Linked DNA regions of Mus musculus: region 1 is linked to region 2. Evidence: chromatin loops called from intact Hi-C (ENCODE). Cell type or tissue: left cerebral cortex. All regions are shown on one strand. Links, peaks and the distances in the headings refer to the core of each region. The heading gives the core; the rest is flanking DNA.

The links. Hi-C counts contacts between places; a loop is a spot of excess contacts. Peaks named below come from ENCODE experiments on the same cell type or tissue, not always from the same donor. Only the 100,000 strongest peaks of a DNase experiment are listed, where the experiment ranks them.
Region 1: a loop joins it to region 2, with 8 times the contacts of the local background. A loop is called at or near these places in 5 of 42 quality-filtered maps.

What each region holds. Positions count from the first base shown.
Region 1 is chrX:12,670,758-12,681,892 of GRCm38, reverse strand. Med14 (mediator complex subunit 14) reads left to right here. Exons shown (of 31, transcript NM_001048208.1): 29 at 996-1,121; 30 at 1,457-1,649; 31 at 4,242-6,522. The coding sequence ends at 4,315. 1810030O07Rik (RIKEN cDNA 1810030O07 gene) reads left to right here and starts at 8,254. Exons shown (of 7, transcript NM_175141.6): 1 at 8,254-8,567; 2 at 8,733-8,867. The coding sequence starts at 8,352. In left cerebral cortex, for the core only: a CTCF peak has its summit at 4,304 (motif pointing left); DNase peaks (open chromatin) are centred at 3,236 and 4,285; H3K4me3 peaks cover 392 bases; H3K27ac peaks cover 510 bases.
Region 2 is chrX:13,650,319-13,662,124 of GRCm38, reverse strand. The region is part of intron 5 of Cask (calcium/calmodulin-dependent serine protein kinase (MAGUK family)); the gene reads left to right. It overlaps Gpr82 (G protein-coupled receptor 82), which reads right to left and starts at 762. Exons shown (of 4, transcript NM_175669.3): 1 at 682-762. In left cerebral cortex, for the core only: CTCF peaks have their summits at 5,175 (motif pointing right) and 6,810; DNase peaks (open chromatin) are centred at 5,184, 6,081, 6,415 and 7,007; H3K27ac peaks cover 2,670 bases.

The sequences.
Region 1 (11,135 bases), core at 1-8,000, 980 kb after region 2:
CTCTCAGCCATCTCGGCATCCCAAGATGGATGTTCATTTTACTTTGCATGTCTATATATGTGCATTCTGTGTATGCTATATGCACATGAGTGCTGGCATAGGCCAAAAGAGAAGGCATCGGATTCCTTTCAGCTGGAGTTAAAGTTGGTTGTGAGCTACCCTATATAGATGTTAGCAATCAAACTTGGGTGCTCTGGAAGAGCAGTATGCATTTTTAACCTGCTGAGTTATCTCTCCAGCCCTATGTTTTAGGTGTTTCTTAAAACTATATAGTTTGAGCCTTTATGATAGATGGTGTTTATTTGATTAACCTAATACCCCCCTCCTCCTTGTTGCCATTTTAATATCAGGTTTAAGGAAGCAAGGATTTTTTTTTCTTGTTTTTCTTTCTTTTTGGTTTTGTTTAGATTTTCATCTGATAGGATATAACAGACATTATAAGTCAGAAAGATTTCTTTGAGATTTTGAAGGAGTAAATATGTATCTATAAAAGCACCTGTGATTTTCTCTTCCAAACGATCACCATGGCTTCAGTCGTTTATTTAGGGAAGCAGTTAGAAACCAAAATGAACGTCAGTCAGCAAGAACTTTAAGTGACATGAGTTGATCCTTATTTGTAGAAGGGAGCAGCATATGTCAGAGTGCCACTGCATGTTCGTGAGCGAGATTAGAGCCTCACTCAAAATGGGGCACTGGCTGGGATGCAGGGAGGAAGCAGTGAAGTCCCGAGTGTTGATGGCTTTATGAAAACAATGGGGCAAGAGTTGGTGTCAGAGACACTGCAGCCACTGGCCTTGGGCGGAATAAAGGAGAACATAGCGCCCAAATTTACCCCAGAGCTTTTAGTTAGTTGTTTCATGGATTTTTTTTAAGTAAAAGTGCATGCTGTCTGGATCAATAAATGTAAGGTGAAGTTCTAACTCTTCAGACTCCATAGCAGATGTAATTTTTAAATGTTAAGAGGTTTTTGTCATTATTTTTCCCCTTTAAAACAGTTCCCAGATCAAGCAACGCAGCTGAAATGGAACGTTCAGTTTTGCCTCACCATCCCTCCCAGCGCACCACCAATTGCACCGCCTGGGACACCAGCTGTGGTCCTGAAATCCAAAATGCTATTTTTTGTAAGTATCACCTGACATCGTCTGTGCGTGTAGAGTTTCTGAGGAAAAAGCCACATGAGCATTGTAGAACATCTTTTGAGTGAGCTCTTCCCTGTTAGCTATATGTCTAGGGTTTTCCACTGTTAGACTGTGGGGTTCTTAGCTCCCTTAGTAACAACAGAGATTTATTCAAGGTTGTAATTGGGAGACAATTATAACACTCGGGTGGGTCTCACTTTTTTCCTCATATTTAATTTTCCTGTACTTGCTGTATCTTATTCTGAAAGTAAATGATAGTACCTCTCACAAATCGAGACAAATATTTGATTTTCTGTTTTTATTCTCTTTATCTACAGCTTCAACTAACTCAGAAAACATCAGTCCCTCCCCAAGAACCTGTTAGTATAATAGTTCCAATTATTTATGATATGGCTTCAGGTACCACTCAGCAGGCAGACATTCCCAGACAGCAGAACTCTTCTGTTGCTGCGCCAATGATGGTCAGCAACATTCTGAAGAGGTTTGCAGAGATGAACCCTCCACGACAAGGTACATGAGCAGTAGATGGTATTTTGTTGCATATATGTTATAACACTTCCTTTTAGAGAGACCTCCCTCCCGTTCCCTCTCTTCTCCCTCCTTCCCTACTCTGCATCCCAATCCTAGCACTAGTACTCTGTTGCCATGGCCCTCTTAGTTAGTGTCTGCCTGTCGCTTTCTTTCTTTCTCACTGGTTCTTCAGTTTTGTCCATTTCTCTGCTGCCTGGACTTTTTTGTTAGCAAATGACTATTGGGACTGAGCCAGTTGCCAATGCCAGAAGCTTGTATTTATAGCACACATTGCCACAAAGCCCTAGGTTAGGATGATAGACTTTTCCGGGGCTGTGAATCCCTGCCTTGCCATCAGTACCTGCCGCTCTGTACATCACAAAGTTGGAATGCATGTTGGTTTCTCATACTCCATGGTTCGATCATGAATAGAATACTATTATCAAAAGTTGTGTATCTTCTAAATGTTTTGTGAAGAATAAAAGCTGATACAAATGGCATCGCTGCTTTTTGGGCTTCTTATGTAAGTGTCAGGCGGGTGCAAGTGAGCCTTTACCCTGAACGCACAGTGAAGCTCTGAGACTGGACATTTCCCAGGAAACCAGAGTGTTTCTTGACAGATAAATGAGGTCCCTTCGACAATGGAGTAGCCCACACTTAACTCCTGGCAATGCCAAATTTGGGGGTCTAAATCATGAAGCTCAGCAAAGAGAACTTTGCTTCAGTTTTGCTCATTTCTAATATTTATGAATGTACGCTCATGCCTGATGCTAAGGAAGTCCTCTTTATAGCCTTAGAATAGCTTGCAAACAGAATTAGGAGAAATGAGGACAAAGCTGTTCTCTGAAACATTTTAAAGTATCAGTGTCAAAAGTTTTAGGAATCCTGAGGGGAAAAGGAAGTTTTTAAAAGCTATCTGTTCCCCCATTCCATACCTAGGTAAGGGCTTGCCTCAGTTTCTAAGGAATCCACTGGGCAGTAGAGAACAGTGTGCTTCGTTTGTTAGAATACTTCTGACAACTTTCTGCTTTCATTCTTTAACCTTTCTCTTCAGCTGAGAATAGGCCCTCAGGAATCAAAATTTAAAGCCATCACAATTCTCAAGTTAGCAGTCTAGTAGAACTCGGATGGTAAACATAATTCCTTCATATGGATAACTTTTAAGTATGTCCTATCCACTGGGATTGAAAAATTAAAAGGGAAATGATTTGATCTTACTGTGATCTAGCAAATTTTCTACCTATCAGTGTAAAGTGTCAAAGTGTGTATGCATGTCCCTGTATGCACAGGCATGCATGCACACACATGCGCTTGCACATGTACATGCACACATACGCACCGCAGTTTGTTAAGAATTGGTAAGGTATTATGGGGGTGCTTTCTTTTTTTCTTTTGTTCCTTCTTTGGTTGGACAAACCTTTGGATTTCCTTTGTCCTTTTGTCTGTACCCTCATTTTCCAGTGCTTGGAGCAAAGACTGGCAGTGACTTGCACAGGAACACAGTGTCCTACCCTTTGACAGGCCATAATTCCTATGAGGGCTTCCGTTCACCCCCTATCAGCCATAAGTAGTGTCAAAGCCTGTTCTAACAGGAAGGATCTAGTTTGGCGTGAGGATGAGGAGTATGAGTTGTACCTCCACAATCGAGTTTTTACATCCTTGCCATGAGATATGTCAGCTTCCTTGCCCTTCTCCCACAGTGCAAACATTTTGAGGGAAAATGCTAGCTTGGTTCAGTGGTGTTACACCTGTAATCTCTGCCCCTGGAGGCTGAGGCAGGAGAGTTTTGAGTTCTAAACCAGTTTGGCTTACATAGACCATTCGTTGTCTTATAACAACTACAATGAAAAGAAAAGGGGAAAAATACCTAAGCTTAATAAACCTTTTCTCCTTTGAAAACAGAAACAAAACCTCCTTTATTTTTGTATTTAATTGACTTCAGTCTTAATGTGTAAATTTAGAAGTCAAATATTTCCATGAAGCCAACAATCTCTATGAGCTGTCATAGACTTTCATTGTGCAGTATAACTTCACTAGCCAAATTTAAAATTTAACCTAACTACAATATAAAATGAAAATGTTGAATTTCTTAGCCAAAGTAGTGCTGTGTAGAGCATGGACATTTCTTTTGCTGCAGAACATTGTATTGGTCAGCAGTATTACTATAACTTAGTGGAAGTAGCCTTATCTGGCCTTTCATGCAGAGTTAGCTGGAAGGACATCACGGATGTCATAACTAATGCACTGATATACATTAGAACTATCGTTAGATCAAGAATGCATTAAGTATTCTAGAGTCAGACTGTTCAAGTCTTATCCAATGTGGCACTGCTTCCGTGCACTGAAAGCATCTCTTTCTCTCTGTTTAAACTTGACATGTGCTCCCAGTTTCTTCCTGAGACAAAAACAATGCCCAACCCAAATATAATGTTACACCACACCAGTTCCTACTGCCTAAAATCTGAATAGTTTAAAATACTTAACGTCTTTGATTTCAAATTCGTGACTGATTTTAACCATCCCTTCCCTCACTGGTGTGTTAACGTCTCTCCTCCACTGCGAATAGCTAATGACCATTTTTCTCTGTTGCAGGTGAATGCACAATATTTGCAGCTGTTCGTGATTTAATGGCTAATCTTACACTGCCCCCTGGTGGGCGTCCATAGACACTATTGTTTTTAAACCAGGAAGGCTGACTAATGAAACAAAACAACACACACACACAAAAAGGCTGAATTCAGCCTTCAGTTTTAAAAAGGAAAAGGACTTTTTTTAACCTTAAGAGCTAAATATTCTAAACTGGCAACATTTTCAGGGTGCACTTCATCAAAAAGACCATCAATTTTTTTGTATAGTGAACTTGTATAGTGTGTTTAAATGCGACACATTTCAAACTAGGTAACAGATCAGTGTCCTCGTGCCAGTAATAGATTTAATATTCTGTTTTATACTATAAAATAATGAAAATGCCAAACTTGTTTATTTAATTGTTTTCTTATGTTTTGGGTGTAATGGTCCTTTTTGATTTTTATTTTTATTTTTTAAGGCAGGTCTGTCAGTTTTGAATACTGTAAAACTGTGACAAACTTTATATTGAAGCTGTATTTTAATATGCCCGCTTTGAATCCTTACTCCGAAATGGTTTTGGGAGCTGTTAAACACATCCCAAAGAAGCAATATTTAATAAAACTAGGATCTAAAAGAGACACTTGTGTATGTATAAGCTCTCTAGAGTTCTTAGGGCCTCCCTTCATCTTTAATCTGGTGGGGCCAGTCAGTTTTTTAATTATGTATGTCTGAAATTTGACCAAAAACATTCTTGTTTTAAGGTTAGTTTCTTCAGACATTCCTAACCTGACTGGTGATAGTCTTTAGCACCTCAGTTGTTTTTCAGTATAGGATTTTGCTAAAATGAAAGAGCTTTGTCTTTAAAAAAGAGATCAAGGATCCCAAAGAATACGATTCTCATATGTGAGAAAATGGGAACCTTTTTGCTAGGAAAATGTCATTTTTAAGGTATACTTAAAAATGTATACAGCATTAACTAGGAACAAAAACGTGACTGCTCTAATTTGCATGACGTTTTTCTTTTATCTTATTTAACTTTTTACCTTCCCCAGCCCATTTGGGGTTGTTCTAAACAATCTCAATTTAATCTGTCGTCAGCAAGACAATAGGACGTTTTGCTGGTCACAACCTAGTCCAGTCATTTAAAAAGTCCACAGTGCAGTGCCTGTCCAGTGTTCAGTGGAGTTTCTGGCACTGGTACATCTCAATAGGATTTCTTTTTAAGAGTACTGTACTGTCTCTTGAAGCCAGTCAGGGACTTTTTAAACTTTAATGAATATGGTGTGATTCAAATGTCTTCTGATAACTTGATGTTATTTGGAGGAGTTTTTGTTTTGTTTTGTTTTGTGTGTTTTTTTAAATGATAATATCATGCTGAGTTATCTAGACAATGTATTATCCTTGATGAAATTTTAGATGTTTGTCTGATTACATTTTAAGATGATTGAGCTTCTACAAGTATAACCATGAAATTCTAGTTTTTTAAGTATCTTACTGCAACTGTATCATGTGTTCTCCTCAACTTGGCTTGAGTCTCCCTTGCAGTCAGAGTTGAGGCCTTCTTTGTCTTCTTTGTCTCTTTTCTGCTTTCATCTCCTGCTTTTCACCCAACTCTGCCACTGTTCCAGAGTAGGTGACTAAACTTTGATTCTTCCTTTAGCTTAACCTTTTTCTCCTTCTGTTTCCAGTTCTCTTCACAGTACTAATCACATGGGTTCGGCAATCTAAGATGTCTTGATCAGGAGTCAATCCTTTTCTATTTGGAGCTGAATCCTAGCTTTCATGTAGAAATCTACATGTATATACAAGAAATGTATTTTTATCTGCAGGATGATATTGTTTCAAATAATTTTATTAATAGAATTAACTTTTCAGGTATTTTCTCTTTTAAGTGTGGTTTTAAAATGTTAAATGAATTTTTATACATGATGCATTCAATGGCTACTTTTTTCCTAATTATAACACCTTTGAATGCATTGTGTAAATCAAGTAAGATAGGATTCAATGAACAGAATTTGATTTTGATGCTTATTAAGAGTAAACCAATGAATTTGAATTTTGATATCATGCTTGGTACTTGGAATTGGTATATACTTTATTAAAGCTTGGAAATACTTAGCATTTGAATCGTAACTTTCACCACGAACCATGTCTTTTGCCTCTTTTGTTAACCAGATTCAATCAAAGAAACTGGATGCCATAGTGATTTTTCTCTAGTAGGTGGTTTGGAACTTGATTTTAAGGTGTTTTCAATGTGATTTTAGTATTTACGGTAATAAATAAAATTTATACAAGTTTCAGAGAACTACCAACTCTCTTTGGTGAAGATGTTTTGGGTTGTAATCCTGGCTTAGTATTAGTTCAACCCTGAAAGAAGACATCAGTCCTGATTCACCCTTTTCCCTTTTACATCTACAAAAATTTCATTTCAAAAAGTATAAAAGGACTTTTCACGTTAAGAGAAAAGGGGGAATGTCATCAAAAATAAGGCCACTTAGTAACTGCAGGGACTGACTGTTGTTTGACAGTTAACGGACTTAAGGATAGGCATACATGGTTTTTCTGCCATGTTTTTCCCCTCCAAGAGAAATTCCAATTAAGCTTTTTCTTTCTTTTTTTAAACAAGACAGGGTCTTGCCATGTAGCCCAGGCTGACCTTGAACCTCCTAAGTCCAAGTGACCCACTTCTGAGTACCAGGAAAACAGGGCTGTTCCCTACTCCCAGGCCCCCCTTTCAGTTGTTCTTGATACAAAGTTCATACTTACAGAAAATGTTTTAGTCAGAAAAAGGAAAGTCCTAATGTAGACTTCATTCAGAGGTGGGTTTTTTTTGGAATTTTTGATTTGATTTGATTTGATTTGATTTGATGGGAATAGGGTATTTCCCATCATTTGCTTTGAATGGGTCTAATGTTGAGGTTAGTAAGACAAAATTGGTATATACTTTATTAAAGTATTACAGAGCCTGCCTACACTGACTGTACTTTGAGTCTTCAGATCATCACATCTGGTCTCTATTTTTTATAAATTGTCCCCACTTCCAACTGGCCAGTGGTTTGATAAAATGTCCAATAATGTAAACAGTGGATGAAAGAGCATATTTGCGTCAATATAAAATAAGTTAGCATTTACTCAAAGCTTAATGTGTGCCAGGCATCATTGTAAGTGTTCCCATCTGTATAAATGCTCCTCACCACACTGTGAGGTAAGTATTAATAACCTCCTCTTACAGATGATAAACCGAGTTACAAAGAAGGAAATAACGTCTTAATAATATTAAAATTAGGATCAGCCAAGATCAAAACACAAAAAATTGAGAGTTTGAGCCCAGAGCTAGTGGTCCTTACCATTGCCTGTGCAAGGCTTCTCTGTTTACAGTGTTCCTTCCGACTCTTTTGATTCCATACCACTTCAATATGTTTGCCAAGGTCAAAAAACCTCACTCAAAGCATCTAAAACATGTTTTCTCACTTGATGTTGACAATCTAATGCATTCTGGTCTGTGTAGCATATGGCTTCCCTGTGCAGCTGAAATAACCCTTTTCTGAGCTGTCCAAATCCAGGAAGTACATTATCCCTTTTGCTTCTTCCTGCCAGGTACTCTAGTTAAGGAGTTTCTGGTCCTAGTGTCACTTTAACATATGTACTGGGGAGCATGGCACACAATACAATAGGCCCCCTGCTTCAGGTGAGGGTAAGCATGTTATTGATACCCCGAATTTGCTGTTCAGTGGGTTTAGGGATGAGTTAATTTTGTAGAATTGCACAATGCAAGGAACATGTCATTCGAGAAACACACCTTGAGCATTCCTCTTTACAATAAAAAGGTCAGCACATCAGGAGGGGATCAGGTTGGTTAGAGGGTTGGCAGGGTATTCAGGAATAAAAATTAAAGCTTTAAAAGGATTAGTCTAAATGTTCCATGTCCACAAACCAAAGCGGTTCCTTTAAGCGGGGGTGGAGCTGCCACTTCCTGGAGCGGAAACAGTGGCCAGCCTCTAGCCTCTGAAGTGTACACCGCACAGTGACGCTAAACGTCTGGACGTTTTGGGGGTTGGGCTACGCCTGCGCTGCGTGGGAGCATCCCAGGGTGCTGCGCGTGCTTACCGCCGGCCCCGCCTTCAGGAGTAAGACATGGTGGTGTCGGAGCTGGCAGCCCGCCTCAATTGCGCCGAGTACAAAAACTGGGTGAAAGCAGGACACTGCCTGCTGCTGCTGCGCAGCTGCCTGCAAGGTTTCATAGACCGTGAAGTGCTCTCCTTTCACCGTGGACTGCTGGCTGCAGTCCCTGGCCTTGGACCCCATGCTACCTGCCGCGGCGGTTCCCGGTGCAGCCCGCGCGCTCGCCAGGTGAGCTGCTGACCCCGAACTCGGGCGCGTCTCCACAGCTTGTCCCCCTATTCCGTATGCTTGCAGTCTTTTTCCTTCCCGGGGCGGGACTGCTTCCTACTTCCGGGGTGTTCCTGTTTTGCTGCCCCGCCCACCCCAGTCCCTCCTCACCTCTGCCCTCTGTAGTTTCAGCCTCAGTGTCAGGTATGCGCAGAGTGGAAACACGAGATCTTGAGGCATCACATCAACAGAAATGGAGACGTGCACTGGGGAAATTGCAAGCCAGGCCTCTGGCCCAAAGACCCTTGGGAGGTAGCCAAGGTAAGTACTTGTAGCCTGGAGGAAAGCATATGAAGTTGCTCCTGGTGCCCCAGGGTGGAGGGTGGGTTTTGAGTGCAAGCTGGGACTTCAGAAAGTACAGAAATACTAGAAGATAGGTTGGTTCTCTGGGGTCTAGTGGCGTAGTGGTGAGGGGATACTAGAGTGGACCCATCTAAGCTCAGTAAAATAAACGCCTCTGTTTCTTCGCTTCCTGCAGGCACTTGAGTTTTATTGTAAGACGCTGTCTTAAAATAAGGGGAAAAACAATACAGGCTGAGAGACATGGAAGAACAGTTAAGGTTTACTTTACAGCAGACTTTAAAAAAAGGCTTACTTTTGCTGTGGCGTGCGTGCCAAGAGGATGCTTAGCTAAGGTATACATTTTTAGAAGGTAGAAATATTAGTTATGAGGTAGGGGTTGTTAGGCCTGTGTTTAGATTTTGTCACTGTGACTTAATGCCTAGTCTGATTGGGAATTTGCTTGGATTTCTTGATGTTGCCTGGAAGCTGTGTAGTGAGTGGAGGGAGGTGTCAGAAGTAGCTTCCAAATGCAAATTGACAAATTGCTTTACTATTATCTTGGTTTGTGCTAGCTAGTTTTCCGTCAGTTTGACACACCTGGCTTAAAACCACCTGGGAAGGAGGGAATCCAAATAAAGAAGACGCCGCCACAAGATCAGCTTGGAAGGGAACCCACTGCTGTCACTTCATTCTTGACTGAGCCTTAATGCCTCTCTCTGCACTTTGGTTCCTGGAGCTATCTGTTCCTGCCTTCCCTCCCCAAGCTCTTCTTCCCATTTCCCCTCCTTCACCCCAGCTCATGCTTCATGGAGTTGATGGAACCCCAGACACTGAGTTCCTTGTCCTTTCATTGAACCTATAACTCTGCATGTGTGTGTGTTTCTTCTTTTTGCTACAAAGTGACTTCCCATTTGCCCTGTCCCTCCACTTATATGTCGAATCTCATCCCTTAAATCTTTAGCTGTCCACTCTTCTGTTTCCTGGCTTATTCCCATCACCGTACGAATAGCTTTACCATTATCTTAGTTTGTGCTAGCTAGCTTTCTGTCAACTTGACACAAGCTAAAACATCTGGAGAGGAGGGAACCCAAATAAAGAAAATACCTCCACAAGGTCCCATTGCTAGCAAGCCGGTAGGACATTTTCTTTGATTGATATGAGGAGTGCCCAGCCTGTTGTGGGTGGTGCCATCCCTAGGCTGGTGGTCCTGGGTTCTATAAGAAAGCAGGCTGAGCAAGCCAGTAAGCAGCACCTTTCCATGGCCTCTGCATCAGTTCCTGCCTCCAGGTTCCTGCCCACAGTGATAGTTGCTTACAACTATCTGACTCAGAACCTCTGACTTACATACTTCATAGCTATATTTATAACCACTTGGAAAATACTTAGAAAATAAAATTGTTGGGAAGGGTTTTCTCTAAACTCCTACTGTCTCCCCATTTATCTATCAGCTGTCTTTACATCTACTTAGCAGAACTTCCTCAAGAGGACTTGATGCCTGGTACTCCTTAGCTCCCACATGTTCTTCAACTCATGCAACCCTGGCTCCTGGCCCTGGCCCTGGCCCTGCCCCTGCCCCGCATCTGTCCCTGACCTCTGTTCTCCAGCCTTCTCCCTCCTCTTTCCAAGGCTAGCAGTGTAACCCAAGACCTTACACATTCTAGGAAAACACGCTTAATCCTGAGCTACACCCCAACCCTGGGTTTATTGTGTCTTGGTTCTCCTTCCTCTACTTCTCAGCTATTAGGTTTGCAGGTATGCAGCATAGCTCCTAGCTTCATCGTTTTTACCTATCAGGCATGTACCACTCACCACCGGCACTTGGATTTAGACACTCCTGCCTTTGTGACATCTCTTCCTCCTCCTCTAGCCTCTCTGGCAATGACCCTTGCCCTTGTAATTCAGAGCTACAGATGTGCTTATTCCAGGTGTTTCCCTAACCCCTCTGCTGCGTCTCCTCAGCAGTTGGCATTTAGTTCTGCAGTGGGATTTACCTACCTGATTCCTTGCCAAATAATACTCTCCTTTCTTTCTTTTTTTTTTTTTTTTAAATAAACTGGCTTTTTTTTTTTTTTGGCTTGTGAAATGTCCTTAATTTGTTGATGTAGCCAACAAATTTCAAGTCCGCTATGCAAATGGCAGAAAGAATCTGTTCAACAATTAGCTTTTGAGCTCAGTTTCATAAGGCTATATGTGAAAATATTCTGAACTACAGGTATTAAATACTGAAAAAAATGAACAGTTTATTAT
Region 2 (11,806 bases), core at 1,401-9,400:
GTAGTATACTTATGATGATTTCATGAAGTAGTTAGCTTTATTGTTGTGATTGGCTGAAGTTGCATTTCTAAGGTTTAATCACACATAGCTAATTATTTTTCTGTGAGCATAGTAAAAGGAACTTCTTTCCAGTAACTCAATAAAATACCAACATAAATTTGTCTCTAAACTTCACTACAAAATCATTTGTGAACAGCTTCTTTGCAATCCATCTTTTCTAAGAGTAGAACAAAACAAAACTTGAAGTTTTCTTATTTATACCGGCTTGCTCAAATCAAATATCACTAGGCTGGATTAAAATTCATGCTCATCAGTGGTCTCTGCTGTTTTAAGATTGAAAAAAACTGATGCCCAGAGATGCTTGCTCTCTGTGTGCTCAGAGTATATATAGGGACTAGAACCCAGTTTGGTTACTAATAAACAACTTTTCTCTACTTCTAATTGGCATGTTCTACCTCCATTTGGAGTTGTAATAATGAGTACATGAGTTAGAACATTTTATGATGGATTTTGGAGGTAGCAAATGTGTTTCAAAACAAATTAATAGTTATAGCATGTAGTCTGAACTGACCATAACCGAAGGCTAAATGTGCATTTAGCACTGACCACTGAGCAACCTGCATCCCCAGCCCAGTTCTGCCAATTCTTGTTTCCAAACCCAAGTCCACCTCATTTGCTTACCACTCGTCTAGTACGTAGATGATGAGAAGTTGGGCTTACTCAAAGATTGATCCTGAGAAGCTGGAGAGGGCAACCATCAGCAAAGCTCTGTCTTGGAGAATTGGGTTATAAGAAGGGTAGGAAAGCCTGGGTTATACAGTCGAACGATGGGCAGGAGGCTCTGTGCCCATTCCCCTGCCCGCCTCTGGCTAGAACTGTAATCAACCTTGACCTTCTGAAAATAGCTACAAACACATTAGTTATCTACAAGTTAACCTCCACAGCAATTTGTATGCTTTGTGTTAACTGATGCAGGGGATTAAAAGAACAAGGAGAGCTGCACATTCAGATGTTATCAGAAAGTCACCAGGAGTTGGAGGTGGGGGTGCCAATAAATCCACAAATTGTTTGGCAATTAACATTTTTGTCATTTAGGTGAGCTCTTCTTTAGCACAAAGGTAACTTCTGGAGAAGGAAAGGGGAAGGCACATAATTTCTCCCTACTGTCCCACTGTGTGTTCATTGTGGCCCATCTCCAGGATGTTTGCATAGCCGGCAAGCCCTTTCCTAGACCTGAGTTCCCCAAGATGGACAATTCCTTAAAATGGTGGCCATTGCTCCATTCTCAGACCATTTTGGATTTCACTATCATACATTTTCCTTAAACAGTACAGTTCACTCAAATATTTATTGGAGTTTCTACTACATTTCTAGTAGCACATGGAGGTCCCAGAAGTATAATGCTAACCACAAACTAGAGTGTCTTCAAATCCAAGGAAGATGTAGATGTGATGTGTCTGAGAAATAAAAACTTAGTGAGTTGGTAAATCACAATGGTTCATTAAAAGAACTGAAAGGGAAGAACAGAGAATGTGTGATAGATGGTGGTGGAAAATGAGGCTCGGGGAAGAAACGACTCAAGTGAGACGACTAGGTAAATACTATAAAAGATTTTCTAAGACAGTAAACAATACTCTCCAGTAGTAGAAAAAAGTAATGGCAGGAAATACTAAGCTAACAAAAATATTCCTTGTCATGGAGCTATTTCAAGAATATCAAACCAAGTTGCAAGTTCTCTAGGACATAGTGTGCCCCTTTGGACTTCGGGATCACAAATTTTCTCTGGCTCTTTGTGTTCTCATCTTTCTCCTCTTCAGAGTGCGGTTTCCTTTGTCCACATGTAAATCTCCTTATCTGATTACTTCTCAGATCATCTGCCCAAGCACTCTCCAGTACATACTCTTCTGATCCTTCTGATCTGCCTCAGGTGATGGTTTTAAATCTGGCCCCTGGAATTCCTTTGGAGTATTTTAGTAAGAGTGATCCAAAAGGAAAGCTCATTCAGTTTTGCAGCCCATGGTGAGCTGTTGTTACTACCTCTATCAACTTTGAGGGGTGGGTTTGAGGGTCACTTACCAGTTTCCCTCAAAACCAAAAGCAGGAGGACATGAGATACCTTAGACTTATCTGAACTTGTGTGTTTCAAATGGGAACTTACTTTTTGGCTCTCCAAGCTAATATCTAAATTGGCTACAACTGGACAGTTTAAAATTTGTCCATCTGACCAATCAGTAGCTCAGGGCATTGAGAGGGAAGCTATTGTGCAAGACAAGAACACGTGTCTAAATGTGTGCATATTAGAACACCATTCTTAATTTCCCTCAAAGGGGACCACAGTAAGCCTTGTTCATCAGTTCAATGCTTACACAAGCCAGTTAGCTTTAGATGTGCAGTGCAGTCCTGTTACTCAAAGCTGTGGTTTGTTCAAGTTCAGTGAACCTTCTGTTCTCTTTAGGATGTGGTATCTGGCCATAGCCTTGTTTCCAGTGCTACTGCTCTCAGGTCCTCACATTCTACTACAAGAATCTGTAGTCGTGGAAGACCCAAGTGTAACTAGAGTTTTAGGATAAAAGCGCTTTCTCCAGCAACCCTAACAGGCTGGCCTTGGCCACCCATCTTAATATGCCAACTCAAGAAGCAAATGACAAATCGTGAAAATCAGAGACAGGAGAGGTAATCATGTGCACATCAAAAAGAGGAACAGTGTCTGGTGACCCCAAATCCCTCTCAGGGTACTGATATCAGCTGTAGATTAGAGGACAAATTGAGGCAAGGAGGCAAGAGTTGTGCATAATTATACAGCCTTAGTCAAGGTGTAGCCAGTAGTTTGTGTGACTCACTGATCATTGTCTCAGTTATGGTTCAGCAAAGGTAGTCTGTAGGCTTTCTTATTGTTCAAGGGAACAGGGTGGTCCCCAGGAGATGATTGCTCACACTCTAGTCCTCACTGGTTAAATTTCATCATCTAGGTGATAGAATCCAAGGGAGTCCTGGTTTAGGATAATAACTGGATATCTTTAGGCACCTTTTAGGCATCCGGAACAGAACATGGTAAAAAGCTGACACTAAGATGCCCCCTTTAGTCCTGTCTCTGTGTCCTTGGCCTCAAAGGACAATGGAATAAGTGATAATTTGATAGACACTCCTTGAGTGATTCATATTGAAAGAAGTAGACAAAGCTAATGAGCCAGATTAAAAGAGATAGATGCAAAATGAAGGCAGACACACCAGGCTTACACTGTGCTTTTAGGTCCCTGGGGGCCTGAATGAGAAGTCAGTGGTTTTTAGGACTATCAGGGGGCTTTTCCCCTCTTTTTATGGATGTGTACGTGTGTTCATGTGTGTGCAGTTGCATGCTCATATCATGTTTCAGAACCAACCATTCTTCCCTGTGGGTACTTTGAAAGCCAAAGGTAAAGATGTAAATGAGCCAGCAATTCTTGTGTTACTGCCTGCCGTGCCTGTGCTACCTTTGAAGTGTACAAAGAAACTTATTTTCTTTCCTTAAAAGCAGGCATTTTAGAAAATAAGGCATTTGACAAGAGTCTGGGAGAAATGTGACCTATCACGAATTACCACAAGTAAACACATGCCCATATCACAACACAGCAACTGGGAATGCAAAGAGATTACGATCATGTATCAGTGCCCAGAATTCTCCATGTTTCTTTCCAAGAACAAGGTCATCTTATTTCTAGCCACTTCTTTTTAATTTCTCGATAAAATTGTTTTAAGATTAAGACTGTGTTTGTGTCCCTTTTTGTCTTTACTCAAGGAGGAGGTTATATCAATGGCCAGGGAAAGAGAATTGGGCACGAGGTGTTCTTTCCTGTACCTGTTAGTGTTTGAATTCAATTGCTCATATTGAGAACCCCCAAAATTGAAGTACTGCAGTTTATGTGAACTGCTAGAACAATTGATAACAGCCAGGCATGGCAGCACAGGTCTTTAATCCCAACACTCTGGAGGCAGAACAGATGGATCTCTCTGACTTTGAGGCCAGCCTGGTCTACACAGTTTCAGGTCAAACAAGTCTATATAATGAGACCTTGTCTCAGAAAGCAAGCAAGCGAGGGAGGGAGGGAGGGAGAGAGAGAGGGAGGGGGAAAGGGAGAGAGAGAGGAGAGGAGAGGAGAGGAGAGGAGAGGAGAGGAGAGGAGAGGAGAGGAGAGGAGAGGAGAGGAGAGGAGAGAGTTTGGGTGATGGTGGCACACCCCTTTAATCCCAAGGAGATCTCTGTGAGTTTGAGGCCAGCCTGTTCTGCTACACAAAAAAACCCTGTCTCAAAAAATACCAAAATTTGATAATAAATGACAACCACTTAACTATATTTTATATTTATGTACATATATACATACATACATACATAGAAGGTTTAAGATATATCGGAGATAAATGCTTTTATTTCTTCAACAGGACAAGCATATCATGTGTTGTAACACAACTAGGGCTTGAATTGATCCCAAGTGTTAAAGGTTGTTTATCCTGACTCACATTAGATAAGATAGCACTCATAGAATCTGTTATTTTTTATTTTATTTTAAAAGGCATTTCATATAATATATTTGTATCATATCCTTTCCCATCCTCCAAATCCTCCCTACCCAAATTCACATTCTCTCTCCCTCCTTCCCCTCCCTCTCAACTTTGTCTCTTTCTGTCTCTCTCAAAAAAAGAAAAGAAAACTAAAACAAACAAAAACTAAGTAAATAAGATAAGTAACAACAAAAAGACAAGGTACCCGTACAAAAAGCTGTTTGGGCGTTGATGCTTCTGATAAGGTGACCAAGTATCTCATATCTCCTTTGACCAAAAATAGCTTTTACTTATGTCAACTTTTTATGTAATCTGAAGCTTATATTTTGAGATCCTAAATTTAATGTTACCCTTTTACACAGTGGATTTTAGCAGTCACTGATAATTCCTATTAAATTAGGAGTCTCATCCATTGGCACTTGCATCTTGATGCAACCTTTTGATATGTGGAAATAATTTAGAGTTGAAATCAGTCACTCTAGACAAGTATACATACCTGGCTGTTTCTAATATTTTCTTGTTGCCTTTATTTTAGGAAAAACCAACCTGAAATACCTAGTAGAAAACAATTGGAAAGAAAAGCTTTGTTACATTTTAACATGGAACAGCTCTGTAAAGTGCTTGCTTCTTTAGAGCTCTGGCCAGCAGAGGGCAGTATATCACCGCAACACAGTTCTTTTTTTTTTTTTTTTTTTTTAAATAATTTGCTTAGTTTCCAGCTGGAAATGACTGCAGTACAGGCTAGGGGAAATTTTTTTTTTTAATATTGAGGGTTTTGTCCTTTTAAGCTCTAAGAAATCTATAAATTTACTTTTTCTAGTGCATGAAAACCACTTTAAAAGTGATAAAGTGAAAATAATTTTAAAACAACAAATTCTCTCAAGATGAAAGCCCAGTGCCACTCATCAGCCATGAATAGGATAAATCATTTAAGGCTTGGCTTTGTCTTATTTTGTTTTAATGATTATCATGAGTCACGTTTGTGAAATATTCATGACTCTAATTATCCTGGAGGTTAAAAGAAAGTCTGGCAAGCTGAGTGTGGTGGGGCACACCTTTATTCCCTGCACTCGGGAGACAGATGGATCTATGTGAAGCTAGCCTGGCTTCTAGGACAACCCAAGCCACATAGTGAGATCCTACACCCACTGAAATGAGAAAAAGGAAAAAGAAAAAAAAAACAGTCTAACATTTTAGCATGGGACAATTTTGTGGTCACCTTGTGGGATTTAACTTCTAAAATAAAATTATAGCAGCTAATGGATACAGTTTGAAAAGTCAAGTAATGCTAAAGGGCTTATAATGAAAATAGTTAACAAATGTATTTTATAGTACATTTTATCCTCTGAAGAAAGTACTAGAAGCGATGCCCTTTCTCCTCCACTGTCCTCCCTTCTTCCAGTAGCAGGCCAACTATGCCGATACTTCCTCCTCGAAGTGCCTCGCAGCTTAGCTCTCTACATCAGGGGCACATCCAGGGTTTTATCCCCGAGAACGTGTGCTTTGTCACTAAAGCTTCAGTCACCACCTTCCATCCTGCATGGATCTCTCACATGAGTACACAACTCCCTCATCCCTCCTCACAAACAAAAGAGCTGGCAAGAACATACTGTTTTCATTTTCATCTACCACATTTCTTTGAATATGCTTTCACTTTTGATGACCTGACTAGGCTTTTATATTTTTTTCCCTTTAGTGCAGTAAAATGGCTCTCTCCCTAGGGATTAATAAGGTATGTGTAGCTTAGAGTCCACTGTTTCCTCAGCAACATTCCTCAAAGGAAAGAGAATTATGCTTTGCAAAGAGACCTCACATGTCCAAGTGCTGGAAGTGTGGAACTGCTTTGGTTCCTTCTCATACCAAATGTATCACAAAGCTGGCCCTTTGTAATTTTCATCTATGAATATCTCTTTCTGTGCTTCTAGAACAGCAATCTAGCTTGGCAAGAAAGCTAGAAGAAAAGCCTAATCCTGCTAGCTCTAGAAGTTTATTTGCTCCTTAGAGCTAGGTATTGTCACTAACATCTATAGTACCACAGCCTGAAAGGATGTAGAAAAATGGTCCTTTCAGAAGGTTAAGGGAGCAGCCCCCACGCCTCTAGGCTGTACCCATCACTCAAGGTTTCACTATTATGAGGGTCATAAATATCCAATCATTGGATCAGGAGACTCACTTGCTACTTGACTATCTTCTCTTCCTAGTTGCCACACATACTTGGAACCATGTAATCTTTACCCACAAGATCTGACCCCATGTGTCCTGTGTTTTTCAAGCCTTGCTGGCCACAAAGGGGAAGTGAATATAAGCATGCATGCAAACCTGTCAGTTCCCTTTGCAGCCAGCTCAATGTCTTCGCTTAAAAATATAGAGGAAACGGTGTTTTTCTTCTGAGTACAGACTGAATTTCCCCATACAGATGAGCATTTCTGCTTCTGACAGATGGAGAGGGGGTGTGGAAAAGAAGAGCGCATGCAGTTATGAGAAAAGGGTCTTAAAAGAGAAAGTAGGGACACAGAGACAAAACTGAACTGGGGAAGAGAAAGGTGCTACTGAGTACAGGAAAGAAAAACAGCAGGAGGGAGTGTCCGGGGTGCTAAGAACATCTCATTTGGAGGACAGCAGTAAGAGGCAGGAAGGAAACAGAGAAAGGAACTGCTATTAAATGACTCTTTGTAAAGTCTATGCCAGCAGGATTAGCAGAAGGCATGAAGAACTTTGATCTAGAAACTTGCAGTTGGCCAATATTTGAAAATAGGGTAGACTGGCCATGATGGTATTCACTTAGAATCCCTGAACTTGGAAGACTCCGTCACTAGAATAGCATGTTGAACACCAGCCTGGGCTATGTAAAGAGTTCCTGCCTCCAAAAGAACAAAAGCAAAAATAACACAGCAGAGGGCAGAACTCTAGGGAAGTGACCTTGTTGCTATTTTCCATTGCAATATGAAGACTAGTTCAGCGATCCAGATTATACAGAAAAGTCAAGGCTCAGATACATATTAATGTATCTTTTGGCATCTGCCCAGATACCCTCACAGTCTTTGCTTGCTGAGCCTTAGAGTATGGCCTGGCTAGCATAAAGCAGAATCTATCTGCTACATCTCCAGAAGCTAGGATTCAGTTCGCTTTGTGAGTTTCTTCTAGAGTTGGCCCACAGTCACTTTCATTGTATACCTCTCTAGATCTCATGTTTACCCTCAGCTTCCAGCTGTGTATTTCTGCCTTTCCCCTGGTATTTGGCTATTTGGATAACTTACCAAATATTTTCTGATTGCTGGGTACCTCAGGATCATTCAGCCCTCTTAACAACTCTGAGTGAGGTCCAGCAATTACTCATGTTTTTCTCTGTAAGAGAAAGAACGTGTCCGAGGCAACTTATAAATGATGGAGCAAATATTTGAACTCAGGCAGTCTTTTAGCCTGTCTATTTTGCTAGCTCTCTGTTCATTCTTTACTGAAGTGTTATTAAGCTCTAAGTTGCATTTGGCCTCACCAGGCTTCTTCCCATGGTCATATCAATAAGTCACATATTGTACTCCATATCCATTGGCCAAACTAACCCACTGGACTGTTGGACTAGGCAATACTGACATTCCCCCACACAGCTTCCCCTTAATTTTCTTTCCTTTTCTAGAGAACCACTAATTCTTTCCCGTGACATGTTTAGTATTTAATCAGGACATCTGATCAAGACATTGTGCTTCTTAAAAGTATTTTTATGTAATTATACACAAGTGCTTAGGTTTTGTAGTTTTAACTCTCAGAAAACATTTCTATTTTTATGTTCTCAGGGGTCCCCACATTTAATACCTCAGTACTATTTGTAAGTAAAATGCTAAGATATCAAAAATATGATCTGATCTATGAATTTGAGAGTCCTTGAGGAATGTATATTAAGACTAGTGACTAGCTAGATTTAGTTTTTAGTTACTTAGTTCCTGACTACAGTTTCCCCTCCCTCCTTTCTTCCTGGTCCCCCACTACCACCTCCCCTCTCCACCCACCCATCCACTCATCCTCTATTTCTCTTCAGAAAGGGGCAGCCCTCTCATGGGTATCAACTAGCTACAGTATATCAAGTTGCAGTAAGACTAGACACCTTCTCTCCTATTAAGGCTAGAGAAGTCAACCCTGTAGAAGGAAAGGGTCCCAAAGGCAGGCAGCAGAGTCAGAGACAGCCCCTGTTCCTACTGTTAGGAGTCCCACAAGAAAACCAAGGTACACAACTGTATCAGATGTGCAGAGGGCCTAGGTCAGACCCATGCAGGCTCCCTAGTTGTTAGTGGGTCCCTATGACCCCAGGTTAGTTGATTCTGTGGATTTTCTTGTAGCATTCTTGATACCTCTGACTCCCACAATCCTTATTCCCCCATTAATGCAAGATTCCACAAGCTCCACCTAATGTTTGTCTGTGGTCTCTCTGCATCTGTTTCTATCAGTTGCTAGGTGAAGCCCCTCTGATGACAATTGAGCTAGACACCAACCTATGCGTATAACAGAATATCATTAGGAGTGTTTCATTGCTTGGTTTTTTGTCAGTCATGTTTGGTTCTGTCGTAGGTCTCTAGGTTATCTAGCCTCTTGTTCCTGGCCCTGCAGGCAGTATCAGGGGTGGATTCCCTCTCATGCTGGATCAGTCATTGGTTGGCCACTCCCATACTTTCTGTGCCACCTTTACCCCATGTAGGTAGGACAAATTGTAGGTCAAAGTTTTGTGGCTGGGTTGGTGTCCCAGTCCCTCCACTAGAAGTGTTGACTGGTTACAGGAGATGACCAATTCAGGCTCCATATCCTCTCTTGCTAGGAGTCTTATGGGCTCTATTTATTGATAAAGGGTGTTTTTTATTTCTTTTTATTTTGTCCTTGCTATTGTTGCCTGGTAGAAGGAGCCTCTGAACTAAGTATAAGTATATACAAGTTGAAGTTATTTGTGACCCATTTCAACAAGAAATGATTGAGGCCCAGAATATATAAAGAAGCACTTCAACAATAAAGAAAGAAAGTTAAGCAACTGAGGAGGAGGGGGAAGTGAAGCTATGAACAGACCATTCACCTAAGAGAAAGCCTACATGCAGGAAGTATTACAAATGACACTCCATTGCCCTAGTGATCAGGAAAGTGCACACTGAAGCCACAAGGAGATATTATCTTACACCTATCTGATTGACAAAAAGTAGTGTGTGATGAAACCAAGTGTTAGCGAGGATGTGGGCAGCTAGGAGCTCATTTCTGCCCACTTGTGAGACTGGGTGTATAAGTAGTAAAATTGCTTTGGAAAATTATCAGAACTGGGATATGCTGAAGGCCTTCAGTCTTACAGCCAGGCATTGTTGCTTGAGGGGTCAACTCTAAGGGACCTCCATGCAAGGACCTTTGGCAAGCAGAAGACTGCTCCTACTAACAGAAAAACTGGAAACCACCTATATGTCCGTTGGTGGGGGAAATGGAGAAATGAACTCATGTTGTTTTGTGTCCTATAACACTTCATCTATGAAAAGAAATAAAGCCTTTGTGCTAGACATAGATAAGCATAATTACAGTGGGAAAGAGCTATGAGGTGATAAAATAGTAGTTACACCACATGTAAACTTTTTTTTTTTTTAAAAAGAAAGTGTAAGCCAGGCAGTGCATGCCTTTAATCCCAGCACTTGGGAGGCAGAGGCAGGCGGATTTCTGAGTTCAAGGCCAGCCTGGTCTACAGAGTGAATTCCAGGACAGCCAGGGCTATGCAGAGAAACCCTGTCTCAAAAAAAAAAAAAAAAAAAAAGGAAGGAAGGAAGGAAAGTGTATCTTGTTATACACATGTGTTATAAAAGTACAAAAAATAAACCCTCCTTACCCAAGGTTAATAATGCACACGTGTAAAACCCCAGTATGACCAAACAGTAAGATAACAAGTTCAAGGTCAGCCTATACTACATATCATTTTTCTGTTTCAAGAAAAAAAAACATAGTTTATATACATATAAAGTAAACTTACACGTGAAATTACCAAATAAGATAAGTAATGGCTAACTGTTGCTCCTGAACTAATTTCACTGGGTGACCAAAGCTAAAAGTGACATATCCAAACTGCAACTGAAAATCTTTTTCAGAACTCATTCTGTGATGATTCTTTACGTGTTTTATGAACTTGAAAAAAATTAAATTAGATAAAATGTACCAATTTATCTTTTTTTTTAAAAAGTATGCTCCGTGTGTCTGGGATTGCAGTGAATTAGCTTTCAAGAGTCAAGTAGAGTTTGTAAGGTATACAAATGTAAGACAGCCAGAAAGCCAGTCTTGCAGGTTTGGGGATTTGGGCACCATACAATTTTGATAAATGCTAAAAGTTTTTGCATTAATTGCATATTAATATTACTAAGTTTTGAGGTGGCTGGGGTTGTTTGTTTTTAGTAACTATCATCTTGGAGGCTTAGGGAAGTAGATCAGTTGATAAATTGCTTGCTACACAAACAGTAAGACCTGGCTCTAATCCCCAGCCTGGATATAAGTACACATTTACTTGGATTCCTATTTTGTTGCTTGTAAGCATAAAGGAAGAAAATAAGAGGCAAAATGGAATTTAGGACAAACCTGTTTCCATAACTAGAACCATTGCTCCCACCACCAAGTCTTCATCTGGAAACCCAAACTGAGCTAAGACATTACAGCAGCCATTCATCCAAGCATAACCTAGACATTTCTCTATAAGGATTGCTATCATTGCATTAATAGAAAACTATTTCCCATCCTCAGATGATTTAGCCATCTATGTTTTTTTTTTAACAACTAACTTCTTTATTTACAACTAACTTTTAATTCCATTTAAATTTCCTTTGGTGTGGTACAAGGTGAGGATATAATTTGGCTTTTTATTTTAAATTTGCACAACACTATTTATTAAACCATCTCTTCCTTCTTGAAGCTCTTTGCAGTGGTTCCTTTATTTGCAATGATTTTCTCTCAGGGAAAGGGATGTGTAAGAGTTACCTTAGAAGCTTTTCAAAACTATGCGCACCATAAGTAACAAAGCTTTAGGTTTTCCTCTGATTAGTTCCTACCCACTTCTGAGTGTCAGTCACATGCCAATACTCTCCTCACATCACCAAGGGTCTGCTTCAGGTGTATATTCCATTCCCCTCGTAAGTTTCTCTGCATTTACTCCCTTGTTTGTTTGTTTTTTAAATCGAAGGTTACAAATGTATTTAATACAAATAAAGTAAGTTTCTATCATCAGATTAAGTATCCCTTATCCGAAATGTTTAGGACTATAAGTGTTTCCGTTTTC